2 separate regions of the Homo sapiens genome follow, and region 1 is linked to region 2. Evidence: read pairs that join two places in POLR2A ChIA-PET (ENCODE). Cell type or tissue: Panc1. All regions are shown on one strand. Each heading gives the region's core, and the rest is flanking DNA. Links, peaks and the distances in the headings are about the cores only. Region 1 overlaps LOC105371704 (a long non-coding RNA gene). Region 2 overlaps WSB1 (WD repeat and SOCS box containing 1).

Region 1 (7,576 bases), core at 1,215-6,214, 78 kb before region 2:
ACTCATAGATGGGAATTGAACAATGAGAACACATGGACGCAGGAAGGGGAACATCACACTCTGGGAACTGTTGTGGGGTGGGGGGAGGGGGGAGGGATAGCATTAGGAGATATACCTAATGCTAAATGACGAGTTAATGGGTGCAGCACACCAGCATGGCACATGTATACATATGTAACTAACCTGCACATTGTGCACATGTACCCTAAAACTTAAAGTATAATAATAATAATAAAATAATAATAATAATCAGAATTAGAGTAATTGGGATATCCATCTCTTCAAACATTTGTCTTTTCTTTGTGCTGGGAATATTACACATCTTCTCTTCCAGCTATTGTGAAGAATAAAATAAATTATTTGTAACTGTAATATTTATATTATAAATATACTTTACTATTGAATACTAGAACTTAGTTCCTCTACAGAACGGCGTTTTTGTACCGCTTCACCAAGTTAGTTCTTTCACCCTCATTCCCCTTCCAGACTCTGGTAACCACCATTCTACTCTCTACCTCCATAAAATGCACTTTAAAAAAAAAAAAAAAACTGCAGAAAGACATTATGGTTAGCTGAAAAATTTCAGATTCATTTTGCTTTAAAATGGGGAGAAAAGATAAGGATACCCATTGTCAAAGTTACTTTTAATTGTAGTATTGGAGGTATTTGCCATCATTATAAGGCAAGAAAAATAAATTAGAGGTGGAAGGATTATATAGAGAAGCAAAAATGTACGAATAAGAAAGTTCCCCAAGGTTGTCATGCAAATAATCACTTACAAAATTAATAATGCTGTATTAGTCAGGGGTCTCTCAAGAAACAGAATTAGTAGGATACATTCATTCATTCATTTATTATAAGAAATAATAAAGGATTTATTAGAAGGAATTGTCTTATGTGATTATGGAGGCTGGCAAATCCAAATCTGTCCAAGTCTGAGTCAATATCCCAGTTTAAGTGTGAAGTCAGAAAGCTCCTGTAGAACCAGGAAGAGCCAATGACTCATTTCAAAAGCCATCAGGCAGGAGAATTCTACTCGGCGGATGGTCAGCCTTTTCTTCTGGTCAGGCCTTCAACTGATTGGATGAGGCCCATCCACATTATAGAGGGCAATCTGCTTGCATCAGTCTACAATTTAAATGTTAAGCTCATCCAAAAAACAGCCTCACAGAAACACCTAGAATAATGTGTGACCAAATACCTAGGCACCCCATGGCCCAGTCAAGCTGACACATAAATCTAACCAATACAGTGTTCCTCCTCATTAAGGTAAAATATTAAAAACTGTCTCCAGTGAATCATGCCTCTCTGGATCCATCCCTTTGCAATGTGCCTTTGCTCTCCTGCCCACCATCAGGCCCTCAGACATGTGAATGAAGCCATCTGGAAGCCTCTAAGACAGTCCAGTCACCCCACTGATGTCATGTGGAGCACTTCCTGTGGAGCGCTGCCTGAAACTCTGACCCCTGGGTTCGTAAGTAACAACATGGTTGTATTTATTCGCTGAGTTTAGGGAGTGGTTTATTATGCAGCCATACATAAGTGACATAACTGATACTACTAATACAATAAGTAGTGAGAAAATATGAATTAAGATACATCACAGTAGCACCAGAAATTATTGTGTATCCTGGAATTAACCTAACACAACTGCACAAAATCTTTATGAGGAAAAATATAAAACTCCTTTAAAGGATGTTTTAAAAGACTCAGATAATGAAAGACATGCCTTTTTTCTTTTTCTTTTTCTTTTTTTTCTGTGACAGGGTCTCACTCTGTCACCCAAGCTGGGGTGCAGTGGCGTAATCTTAGCTTACTGCAACCTCCGCCTCTCAGGGTCAAGCAATCCTCCCACCTCAGCCTTCCAAGTAGCCAGGACTACAGGTTCACACCACCACACTTGGCTAATTTTTGTATTTTTGGTAGAGATGGGGTTTTACCATGTGGCCCAGGCTGCCTTGAGCTTCTGAGCTCCAGCAATCTGCCCACCTCAGCCTCCCAAAGTGCCGGGCTTACAGGCATGAGCCACTGTGCCTGGCTTTATTGAAGTGTACCTGACCTACAATTGATAGTACATTTTAAAGTGAACAATTTAGGTTTTGACATATGTATACACCTGTGCAATCACCACCCCTAAAAATGGTGAACATATATCCATGGTGAACATATATCCATCATTCCCAAAACTTTTCTCATGTCTTTTTGCAACCCTTTCCTCTCACCTCTCCCTGAACCCTTTCCCATTCCCAAGCAGCCATTAACCATTTTTTGTCACTATAGATTAATTTTCATTACTAGAATTTTATATAAATAGAATTATCCAGCAATTTTATTGTCTGGCTTCTTTAACTCAGCATAATTATTTTGAGGTTCATCCCTGGGGTTGTGTGTATCAGTAATGTATTCCTCTTTATTGCCAAGTAGTGTTATTCCATGGTTTGTATGTACCATAATTTGTTTACTCATTCACCCATTGATGCACATTTAGGTTGTCTCCAGTTTTGAACTAATACAAATAAAGCTGACATGAATATTCATATCCAAGTCTTTATATTGACTTATACTTTCATATCTCTTGGATAAATACTCAGGAGTGGAATGGCTGGGTCTTTCAGGAGGTATTCCAGAAGAAGGGATTGTTAACACAGGAGAAGACAGCTCCATGCATGTTATTTCCCCCGAAGATCTCCCAGTGGGACAAGACGTGGAGGTGGAAGACAGTGATATTAGTGATATTGATGATCCTGATGATTTGTAGGCCCAGGCTAATGTGTGTGTTTGTGTCTTAGTTTGGGACAAAAAAGTTTAAAAAGTAAAAAAAAAACAAAAACTTTTTAATAGAAAAATGCTTATAGAATAAGGATATGAAGAAAAAATTGTTCTGTGCAGCTATACAATGTGTGTTATACATTAAGTGTTATTAAAGAGTCAGAAGTTTTAAAATATCAAAAAGTTTATGAAATTAAAAAGTTACAATAAGCTAAGGTTAATTTATTATTGAAGAAAGAAAAATATTTTAAAAATAAATTTAGTGTAGCCTAAGTGTACAGTGTTTACAAAGTAAACAGTAGTTACAGTAATGTCCTAGGCCTTCACAGTGACTCACCCTCACTCACTGACTCACTCAGAGCAACTTCCAGTCCTGCAAGCTCCATTAACGGTAAATGCCCTATCCAGGTGTACCATTTTCTGTTTTATACATATTTTTACTATGCCACCTCTATGTTTAGATGCACAAATACTTCCCGTTGTGTTACAATTGCCTAAAATATTCAGGACAGTAACATGCTGTACAAGTTTGTAGCCTATCCAATAGGCTATCCCACATATCCTAGGTGTATAGTAGGTTATACCGTCTAGATTTGTATAGTACACTCTACGATGTCTGCACAATGATAGAATCATCTGACAATACATTTCTCAGAACATATCTCTGTTGCTAAGTGGCACATGACTGCACTTATTTGCCATCTACATGCCTTCTTTGGTGAAATATCTATTCAAATATTTTGCCCATCTAAAAAAGTTGAGTTGCTTCTTATTATTGAGTTTTGAGAGTGCTGAGTATATTCTGGATACAAGTCCTTTATTAAGTATATGATTTGCAAATATTTACTTCAGTCTCTGGGCTGTCTTTTTATTGTCTTACCAAGATGTTTCAAAGAGCAGAGATTCTTAATTTTGCTAAAGTCCAGTTTATCAATTTCTCCTTTTATGGATTATGCTTTTGGTGTAGCTAAGAAATCATTGCCTAATACAAGGTCACAAAGATTTTCTTCTAGAAATGTTCATGTTTTAGGTTTTACCTTTAGGTCTGTGATACATCTGAATTAATTTTTGAATATTTTATGAGATAAGAATCAAAATCTATTGTTTTGCCTATGGATATCCAGTTATTCTAGTACCGTTTATTTAAAAGACTGTCCTTTCTCCACTGAGTTGTCTTTGCACTTTTAATAAAAACCAGTTGTCCATGTAAGTGCAGGTCTATTTCTGGACTCTGTTTGAGTCCATTGATCTATTTTTTTCATGTCAATGTTCTCAGCTTCCACCTTAAGATTCTTAAACAAAAAAGAAGAGTAAATTAAATCTAAAGTAATCAGAAGAAAGGAAATAGCAAAGATTAGAGTGGAAATCAACACACTAGAAAACAGAAAAATAATAGAAAAAAATTCAGTGGAACAAAAAGCTCTTTCTTTGAGAAGATCAATAAGATTGAAAACTTCTAGCCACACTAATCAGGAAAGAAAGGGAGGATAAAAATTAGCAATATCAGGAATGAGACAGCCAACATCCCCACGGGCTCTCAGATATTAGAGGATGATAAGGGAATTTTATGAACAATTTTATGACAATTTTTTTTGAGATAGGATCTCACTCTGTCACCCAAGCATATAATGCAGTGGCATGATCAGAGCTCACTGCAGCCTCAAACTCCTAGACTCAAGCGATCCTCCTACCCCAGACCCCTGAGTAGCTGGGACTACAGGCATGTACGACAACAACCAGCTAATTTAAAAAATTGTTTTTGTAGAGACAGGGTCTTGCAATGTTGCTCAGGCTGGTCTCAAACTCCAAACCTCAGGCAATCTCCCATCAGCCCCTCAGTGGGCTGGGATTACAGATGTGAGCCACCACCCCTGGCCTTAGGGAAACTTATATGACAACTTAGATGAAAAGGACAAATTTTTTGAAAGACAAACTACCAAAACTCATTCAACAAGAAATAGATGGCCAGGCATGGTGGCTTATGCCTGTAAAATGGTACACCTGTATACGGCATTTACCCTTAATGGAGCTTGCAGGACTGGAAGTAATCCCAGTACTCTGGGAGGCCAAGGCAAGTGGATCACCTGAGGTCAGGAATTCGAGACCAGCCTGACCAACATGGTGAAACCCTGTCTCTACTAAAAATAAAAAAAAAAATTAGTTGGGCATGGTGGCGGGTGCCCGTAATCCCAGATACTTGAACGGCTGAGGCAGGAGAATTGCTTGAACCTGGGAGGTGGAGGTTGTGGTGAGCAGAGATCGTGCCACTGCAGTCCAGCCTAGGAGACAGAGCAAAACTCTGTCTCAAAAAAAAAAAAAAAAAAAAAAAAAAAGGAAAAGAAAAAAATAGATAATCTGAGTAGTCTTGTATCTATTAAAGAAATAGACAATTGGCCAGGCGCGGTGGCTCACGCCTGTAATCCCAGCACTTTGGGAGGCCGAGGCGGGCGGATCACGAGGTCAGGAGATCGAGACCATCCTGGCTAACACAGTGAAACCCCGTCTCTACTAAAAATACAAAAAATTAGCCAGGCGAGGTAGCGGGCGCCTGTAGTCCCAGCTACTCAGGAGGCTGAGGCAGGAGAATGGTGTGAACCCCGGGGGGCGGAGCCTGCAGTGAGCCGAGATTGTGCCACTGCACTCCAGCCTGGGCGACAGCAAGACTCCGTCTCAAAAAAAAAAAAAAAGAAAAAAGAAATAGAATCTGAAGTTCAAAATCCTTCCCACAGAGAAAACTTCAGGCCCAGGTAGCTTCTCTGGTGAATTCCATCACATTTAAGGAATAACTAATACCAATTCTGCACAAACTCTTTCAGAAAATTGAAGAGGAGTTAACACTCCCCAACTCATTCTATGAGGCCAACATTATACTGTTATTAAATTCAGACAAAGACTTTGCAAGGAAAAAGAAAAGAAAGAAACAATCCCAAACCAAAAAGTTACAGACCAATACCCCTCATGACAAATATCTCTCTTAAAATGTTAGCAACATGTTCATGGATAAGATGACCTTAACAATTCTAAGATATTAATTCGCTCCCAAATTCATCTATAAATTTATGCAAGATGATTCAAAATTCCAACAGGACTTTTTCAAGTAAAAATTTTAATGAAGTATATACATACAGAAAGCTACACCAATTATTAAGTACACAGCACAATAGATTTTTGCAAAATGAATAACTCTATATAAACATGATCCAGATTAAAAAAAAAAAACTAAAGTATTATCTGCACCCCCACCCTGGAAACTAGAGAATAGCCTTGCCTATTTTGAACTCTATATAAACGGAGCATGGGCTGGGTTCCGTGGCTCACACCTGTAATCCCAACACTTTAGGAAGCCTAGATGGGCAGATCGTTTGAGCCCAGGAATTCAAGACTAGCCTGGGCAACATGGTGAAAGCCCATCTCTACAAAAAATACAAAAAAATTAGCTGGGTGTGGTGGCACATACCTGTAGTCCCAGCTACTCAGGAGGCTGAGGCAGGCAGATCTATCGAGCCCAGGAAGTCAAGGCTATAATGAGCTATGATTGTGCCACTGCACTCCAGTCTGGGCAACAGAGTGAAACCTTGTCAAAAAAAAAAAAAAAAAAGGAATATGGATGGTGTATAAAAGGAAAGTACGTAATTGAATAAAACAAGAGCAGTTCCTTGGTGATGATAACGTACCATGAATTGAGGGGTATGATGAATTCAACCCTCTCCACCTGAGAGATCTCTAAAAACCTACAAAACAAACTAGCAGAAAACATAAAGCCTTCTGGTGAGCCTACCTTATCAAGTCAAGACAAATCTGAATTCCAGTGGTAGACACAATTTAGGTTCTTCCTGCTTCCATCTCTCCACCCCCACGAGCTCCAAATAGAATGAAGTTCTTTTGGGATTAATAACATCCTAGACTGGGTGGGTGTTAGGCGCTCCTCATTCTTGTAGTTGGGCTCTTCTCATCGCTCAGTTTCTTCATCTGCTAAATGGGTTTACTTGTCCTATCTAATTCACAAGCATTTGAGGAGGAAGATCAAAATAGGGTAAGATATCTGAAAACAATTTGTGAACTATAAAGCATTGTTAAAATAAAAGCCATCATAATTATTATTTTAAAAGTTTCCCATGGCACACATTTACCTATGTAACAAACTTGCACATCCTGCACATGTACCCCTGAACTTAAAATAAAAGTCAAAGGAAAAAAAAAGTTTCAAGCAATTCCAGCCTGGATTAAAAAACAAAAAAAAACAGAAAAACTTTATTTTATAATGTGAAATATTTTAGGACAATATAAGTATTTTGATTTCTGGGGGGAAATAGGTCCCCAAATTGAACTCTTAAGTGCCATGGTTTGTGTATATTGCTTATTTCTTTATGTGTTGAACTTCAGATTACGTGTAATAAACAGTCTGTGGTGCAATGCAATTGATTTTCCTGCATTGAAAGTTGAATTAAATGTGCATTACTCTGGGGCTGGTCACCATGGGGGAAGCTTAAAAGGTCTGATGGAAAATATATGAAGACCATTAAGGCTTGCTAGGCCCCATCTCCCTTGGTTAGAAACATGAACACTAGTAGCATCAAATTCATCTCCTTTCAGCTCTGTAATCCAAGAGGGAACAGAGTTCCTCTCTTCCAGCTTCAGGGAAACACTTCAGGGAGAGGCTGATTGGCCTAGCCCGGGTCTCATTCCAAGAAGTGTGTCCAGTGGATGAGGCCAGTTATCAAAAGGGGTGGGGGAAGGATGCTGAGCAGATTAAACAGTAACATCCACCTCCTACATTTTCTGAAATGTTGATACATTCACTCAAGTT
Region 2 (7,576 bases), core at 782-5,781:
ACAAGAACTAGCTGGGCGTGGTGTGGCACACCTGTAGTCCCAGCTACTCGGGAGGCTGAGGCAGAAGAATTGCTTGAACCCAGGAGCCGGAGGTTGTAGTGAGTCGAGATAGCACCACTGCACTCCAGCCTGGGTGACAGAGCCAAATAATGTCTCAAAAAAAAAAAAAAAAAAAGAATTGTCTGGTGTTATTTATACATTAAGTTTTTCTGTATGTTAAAAGTCAGATTGTGTCTAACAAGTGTATATATATATATAGTGTTGTGCCAGAGTAGGTGACTTCTGTGATGTGAAGCTTTTTGGATTCACTTTGGATTTTACATTTTGTTGGATAACCCTGGTGCATAGTAGTAGAGACAGGGGTTTCACCGTGTTGGCCAGGCTGGTCTCGAACTCCTGACTTTAGGTGATCCACCCTCCTCAGCCTCCCTAAGTGCTGGGATTACAGGCGTGAGCCACCGAGCCTGGCCCTTTGTTGTTGTTGTTGTTGTTTTTGTTTTTAATGGACTTATAGTCCCTCTGTTTGGGGTAAATTGAGTTTGGATGTTTGTTGAAAGTTTTTCTAAAATGTATCATGTGCTATATTGGATCTTTCCCTGTTTTTTTTGTGTCTAGCAGACCTTCATGGTTATAGTCACTAATGTTCTCATTACATATAACTTGAGGTCTGGAACCTATGGGAAACTGATCATTATGGTTTGAGGATTTTTTTCCCCCTTTAAGGCAATTTTCTGATATCAGCTTGACCATATCTTAAGTTACTGGGTTTTTTTGTTTGTTTGTTTGTTTTTTGCTTATTTATACTTGTGTTTTTAGGTTGAAGGAGCACCAGTTGATTCGGTGGTTTTGAGGAAAATTTGGGAGGCAAATAAGTTATAATATAAATTGCTTTATTGTTGAACTTACTACTCAGTCACTGAGAATTTCTATTAATGTCCTTCTCTCGTAGTTCAAATATCAACCTTTCCCTTCCTATCTATAGGATTCTATTGTTATTTGGTGTCATTATAATAATATTGAGGTTATTTTAACAAACACTTGTAATTATTCAATGTCCAGAGGAGTCCAGAGTGAATAATAATACAATTTCCATCTGACTTCCCCCACTCCAGTCTCTTGCATGGCACCAAGAATGTTACCAATTCAAGCAGTTTAAGATTGCCAAGACAAAATAGTGATGGTGGTCAGAAAAATAAGCCTCGTGAACATATTATAGACTGTGGAGATATAGTCTGGAGTCTTGCTTTTGGGTCATCAGTTCCAGAAAAACAGAGTCGCTGTGTAAATATAGAATGGCATCGCTTCAGATTTGGACAAGATCAGCTACTTCTTGCTACAGGGTTGAACAATGGGCGTATCAAAATATGGGATGTATATACAGGTATGGATTCATAGTTTTTAAAGCAAATGTATTATTTTATGATGCAGGGCACTGCTTATAGGCACTGGAATTGGGATTTGAGGATTTCAGCTTACTGAAAAGCAAGAATTGATGGCATAGGTGCGTCTTTATAATAGACCTGAATGTCACCTTCTTCAGCTCATGATTTTAATTTAGGAAAACTATGGAGTTCATATTGCTTCATCACTCTTTAGAGAGTATTACAGTAGGAAAGGGTTTTCCAGGGAATGTTTAGTTAGTTGTCCTTTATAAACTAGTTATTTAGTTAATGACTCACATGTCAAGGTGTTTTCTTTGTTTATGCTTTTTCAATGATTGATAGCTTAGAGGTTTTCGAGGTAAATCAGATTTCAGTAATCATCTCACCTTGGAAAGGTTTAGTGAAAGTTTAGATAGATTGAGAAGTTAAATTCTTTGGGCAACTAGAAATAAATGTGTTGCTTATTGCCTAAAACACTTTCTGGCATATAATATGTACTCAAAAACATAAAGGATTTTTAAAGAAGCATTAAAAGAACATGTACATTAGAACATAACAAGTGATACTAACATAGGTGATAATGAGTCAAAATTTGGGTTCTTGAAAAAAACAAGATGAACACATAGATTGTCTTAGAAAACAAAGCTCTTACATTATTAGTTAAATACATTTTTTTTCACTGGGATCATGTTTGAAAACTAAAGTTGTGGGATAACTTGTATCTTTTGAGGAGCTTAACATTCCTAGGCCAGGGAAATAACAAGCAAAGAAATAATTTGATTTTATATTTTAAAGTTCATGCCTGTAATTCCAGCACTTTGGGAGGCCAAAGCTGGGGGATCACTTGAGCCCAGGAGTTTTAGACCAGCCTGGGCAACATAGTGAGACTCCATCTCTCCAAAAAAAAAAAAAAAAAAAAAAAAAAAAAGGCCAGCCGTGGTGACTTGTAACTGTAGTTCCAACTATTTCGGAGGCTGAGGTAGGGGGATTGCTTGAACCCAGGAGGTCGAGGCTGTAGTGAGCCAAGATTACGCCATTGCACTCCAGCCTGAGTGACAGAGTGAGACCCTGTCTCAAGAAAAATAAGAACAAAACAAAAATATATTAATACTGTCTTTTTTTTCCCTTTTCTATCATATTTAGGAAAACTCCTCCTTAACTTGGTAGATCATACTGAAGTGGTCAGAGATTTAACTTTTGCTCCAGATGGAAGCTTGATCCTGGTGTCAGCTTCAAGAGACAAAACTCTCAGAGTATGGGACCTGAAAGATGATGGTATGTCTTTTTTCCAAGCTATGAACTAGGATTTGTTTCTTGATACTACTATGGAGAGGTATTGGGAACATGTGGGGCATTTGACTTTAAAAATGACATGTGATCAAAGTTCCTTTTCTCTGCCTTAACACTTAGGTTCCTTTCCTGAATAGATCAAAGAAAAACATAAATGTGACCCAGAATAGGAGCCAACAGTTATTCGAAGTAAATGATCTGATATTATTCAGAAACTAACCACATAAATCTGTATCAACTATCTGAGGACCAAATATGGATCAGGTTTGGGATTTTACAGGAACCAGTCTGTGTTTATGTCCTCTTAGGGAGGGTTATTAACTTACTGTATTGGCTGAGTGAAAATTTAGGTAGGTCTTGAAGTAACTTAGTATCTAATAAAATTTAAATTGAAACATGACCTACATACCAGAACTTATAACATGTGAATATTAGTAAACGTTAAATTGGCTAGGTTAAGAAGTGCTTTTATAAAAAGTGAAAGATTTACTGTCCAATACAATAGAAAGATACGTTGGTGTCAAGTACTCACCTTTCTCTAAAGCCTTACAAAGTTTTGGAGATGCTACCTCATTTGAGATGAGCATCTCTTCCCTTTCTCAGTCCCTAATGAAAGAGTTTATATGTTTAACTAAAACCTTAAATGTAAGGTCTGTTGGTGCTCTAACAGCCTCAAGCTGGAGGTTAACAGGCTTGCCTAGGGGTAATAAAGCTTAAATTGAATTAGTAGGAAACAAAACCCTCAGATCTGGAGATGTTCCAGCTGATAGATAGTAACCATTCCTTAATAAAGTTCTATGCTAACATTAACAAATCATGAAGGACCTTCTCTGTGTTTTATCTGCTCAGCTGTTGAGGTGCAAAGGGATGCCAACAGTTGAAATATTTTAATAATTTTTTTATTTTGCATATCGAATGATGCTTGCTTATCTCAAACTAATTTCAGCAATGTACATGTTTTAAGAACATAGTCTTAGTAAAATATAAGCTCCAAGATAGTGGGGTCCTTGCCTTATTTCCAGTTATATCCTCAGTGCCGGCATAGGGCCTGGCATGCGTAGGCACTCAGTAAGTATTTGTAAAACTAAGAGTTCAGTATACTTAAGCATAGTTGTGTGCTGTGGGTATAATACACAAGGACTTTGGAGTGAGTTGTAGGTTCTCAAAAATGAAGAATGAAAAGGCATTTTGAAGATGGTCAAGTTTCTTAACCTTGCTGTTGTGTTCCAGTTGCTTAACTTTTAAAATAAGGGGATTGGACTAAAAGAATTCTGTCTTTTTTTTTTTTTTTTTTTTTTTTTTTTGAGATGGAGTCTCGCTCTTTCGCCCAGGCTGGAGTGCAGCGGCGTGATCTCCGCTCACTGCAGCCTCTGCCTCCCAGGTTCAAGTAATTCTTGTGCCTCAGCCTCCCAAGTAGCTAGGATTACCGGCATGCGCCACCATGCCCGGCTGATTTTTTAATGTTTTTTAGTAGAGATGGGTTTCACCCTGTTGGCCAGGATTGTCTCAAATTCCTGGCCTCAAGCAGTCCACCTGCCTCAGCCTCTCAAAGTGCTGGAATTACAGACAAGAGCCACCGCGCCAGGCCCCAGACTTTTTCTTGAAGGGCTAGATGTTGAATATTTGAGGCTTGTGAACCATGCTGTCTGCTGTAGAGCACAACATAAACACATGGACAGGATTGTGTTCCAGTAAAATTTAAAACCTAAGCAGCTGGTGTATATCGGTAACCCTTGTTATAGATAAATTGCTTTCAGCTATAAATGTTTGTGATCCTTTGCTTTACTGCTGTTTTGAAATACTGCTCATTTGAAGTGGATTCTAGGGTTAATACAGATTATTTCTTTTTGTTCAGGAAACATGATGAAAGTATTGAGGGGGCATCAGAATTGGGTGTACAGCTGTGCATTCTCTCCTGACTCTTCTATGCTGTGTTCAGTCGGAGCCAGTAAAGCAGTACGTGTCAAAGTTCTTGTACATTCATTATGAATTGGATTATGATAATGTGTGCATAATCATTTTAAATCTAAGTAACCTATGAAGTCTGTGCTCGGTGTCATGAATATTTTAAATGTTTTATTTCATGATGGGGGAGAATTTGCATGAAGGAAATTAAATATAGTTATTGATTGCCAAGTGAGAAGTTGGATTGTTTTTAGAGATAATAGATAATAATGGGCATATCAGGGTTTTTTTTTTTTGTAAGTCTAGAAAAGTTTATGTGCTGTAGAAGAGATCTAGTCTATATGTTAAGACATTCCCTTGCTAATTATTTTCTTCTCTGTTGTTCTATTTTTTTGGTCCAGTTTGCTGTTTTTAAAGTTTTGAGTCCCAGCTGGTCCTGTACATTTAACTGAAAAAAAAGTAACTTAAAATAATATAAAAATAGCACTCATGTATGTCCTACAGTTATAGGTGAAATTTGATATTGTTTGTCTTACATAGCATACCTATAGACAGCTTAAGTAAAGTGACTGTTAAGAGGGTTATGCTTATTGATGAACTCTTGTAGTTGTTTACCAGCTCTGTTAGTATAGTTAAATTGATCTCAGTAGCTTCAAGTATTTATAAAATGGTTGAAGTCCAAATACATGTGATAATTACAATACACTTTGAATTAATGGAGGGTGGGAGGCTAGTTGAAATGCATTTTATTTACCCAAGGAGTATGTTAAAATGATAGTTATAAATGTTGGAAGTTTAAAGCAAGATACTCAGTTTAGTTCTTTACAAATCATAAGAAGAACAAAATTAGATGTTGACATTGCTATTTTAGGCTGTGTGTTTTCCATATGCTTCTTGCTTTCCCTGTCACAGGTGGTGGCAGCAATATTGGTGTGATTGAGGTTATGCTGGCACCACTCGCACACAGGCGCACAATGGTGTTAGCTGGGCAGAAAGAGTGGCATCTCTGGCTACCGGGCTGGGGGCGACCTTTACCATAGGATGAAGTAACCTTGCATTCGGCTGCAAGGTGTACTGTACGTACACAGGTGCTGGTCGATGTCCACTTTCTGCTTTTCTTTCTTTCTTTTTTTCTTTTTTAAAGTAATTTCCCCCACAGTAAAATACACTGACTCCTGAGTAAATTGATTTTCCAGTTTTATGGAATTGGGAGTCTGACAAGTGAAACCAATTTAATGTAAAGTATTTGGCTTTCAAATGGTTTCTCTGTGCTATTTTTTGGAATTCTTTCAGATTCCAGAGATATCTTACGTCTTTGATTCAATTTAAAATTTGTACTTATTTTCTTTTAGAAATAATGTATTGTGTCTGTGCAGAAAAAAAAAAAACCAAAAAGGATTGCTTTACTCCAAGAGGAGAGATTGTCTTAGGATAAACCTCCAAGCTCACATTTAATATAACAGACTGAAGTAAACATTAGAATCCTGTTTAGAGCTATTCTGCACAGTTAACTACTGATCTTTAGAATCTAAAATTGTATATGAACTTATTCTTAAATAATTGAACCGTTTTATATTCAAATGACTTATGATCGTGGTTAGTTTGGGAAAAATAAGATGGTTAAATTTTGATTTATTGAAATGTAATTGTATTATTTTCATAAAATAGCATTTTCATTTTGTAATGTGGTTTAACATCCTTGTTGTTTGCCAAAGAAATTTCATTTGGCTGTGAATATTCTATTTGCTTGCAGTATCTGTTTCTCTTCCTAGGCTCAAGTTGGTGACCCAAGCCTATTGTAAACAAGTGATTATCTCAAAGGGAGATGCCAATGGAGTAACAATTTGTTAACCTTACGTTTTCTGTCTGTATATTTTTTTAAAAATCTGGTAGTTTCTGGAAAAAAAAGAGAAGGGGGTTTGTAGTACTTAACCCTATTTATTTCCGTATATTTTAGTTAATTAGTTTTTGGAATAAATGGATTTCAGTATAGCTTTGTGGTTAAATTGCATTGCCTTTATTTTATGTTTAGGCTTATTTTTAAATTAACATTTAACAGAAACATTTGAAATAGAATTTGCATGTCTGCCTTAATTAACTTAAAGACTGATTTTAATCTGACTATGACACTGAGCATATTCTTTAAATTACTCATAATTTATAATGCTTAATATAATCTTAATTAAATTTAGCAGTTTTAGTATAAGATGTGCCATTTTGTCCTCTGTATGTCTGAATGAAGCTATAACATTTGCCTTTTTATTGCAGGTTTTCCTTTGGAATATGGATAAATACACCATGATACGGAAACTAGAAGGACATCACCATGATGTGGTAGCTTGTGACTTTTCTCCTGATGGAGCATTACTGGCTACTGCATCTTATGATACTCGAGTATATATCTGGGATCCACATAATGGAGACATTCTGATGGAATTTGGGTGGGTACAGCATGAATTATTTTAGTCTATAATTCATCTCCACCTATCAAGTTATGTGAATAATTACAATCACCAATATATGCAACCTAAAATTACAGTCTATTCTAATTTAAAATGTTGGTATTATTTAAGCCCTTGACTAATGGAAAGCCTTCGATATAAATTCTAAAAGTAAATTTGGCTCTCTTGATACAAGTCTTGCTACTTAACAGTACCCAGCTCTCTATAGAAGTACTAATTATGTTTAGAGTTTTTGTTGGAGAAAAACAGTTAAAACCAAAGTTGGACTTAATCTTACTGTCTTAAATCATAAAAGATTTTTTTTTTTTTTGACAGAGTCTTGCTCTGTCGCCAGGCTGGAGTGCAGTGGCGCAATCTCAGCTCACTGCAACCTCCACCTCCTGGGTTCAAGCAGTTCTCCTGCCTCAGCCTCCTGAGTAGCTGGGCTTACAGGCACCTGCAACCACCCCTGGCTAATTTTTGTATTTTTAGTAGAGATGGGGTTTCACCATGTTGGTCAGGCTGGTCTCAATCTCTTGATCTCGTGATCCACCTGCC

Evidence for each region. Peaks named below come from ENCODE experiments on the same cell type or tissue, not always from the same donor. Only the 100,000 strongest peaks of a DNase experiment are listed, where the experiment ranks them.
Region 1: POLR2A ChIA-PET joins it to region 2 with 7 read pairs; 23 of 35 experiments call an interaction of 5 or more read pairs at or near these places.

Annotation. Positions count from the first base shown.
Region 1 is chr17:27,223,693-27,231,268 of GRCh38, forward strand. LOC105371704 (a long non-coding RNA gene) reads right to left here. Exons shown (of 3, transcript XR_934632.2): 2 at 7,537-7,576; 3 at 6,492-6,764. Among named protein-coding and RNA genes, the nearest start is that of MIR4522, 67 kb to the right of the region's middle. In Panc1, for the core only: no CTCF peak of the experiment used is centred there; a DNase peak (open chromatin) is centred at 3,137; H3K27ac peaks cover 519 bases.
Region 2 is chr17:27,302,255-27,309,830 of GRCh38, forward strand. WSB1 (WD repeat and SOCS box containing 1) reads left to right here. Exons shown (of 9, transcript NM_015626.10): 3 at 1,113-1,381; 4 at 2,526-2,657; 5 at 4,528-4,628; 6 at 6,846-7,018. Among named protein-coding and RNA genes, the nearest start is that of WSB1, 12 kb to the left of the region's middle. In Panc1, for the core only: no CTCF peak of the experiment used is centred there; no DNase peak of the experiment used is centred there.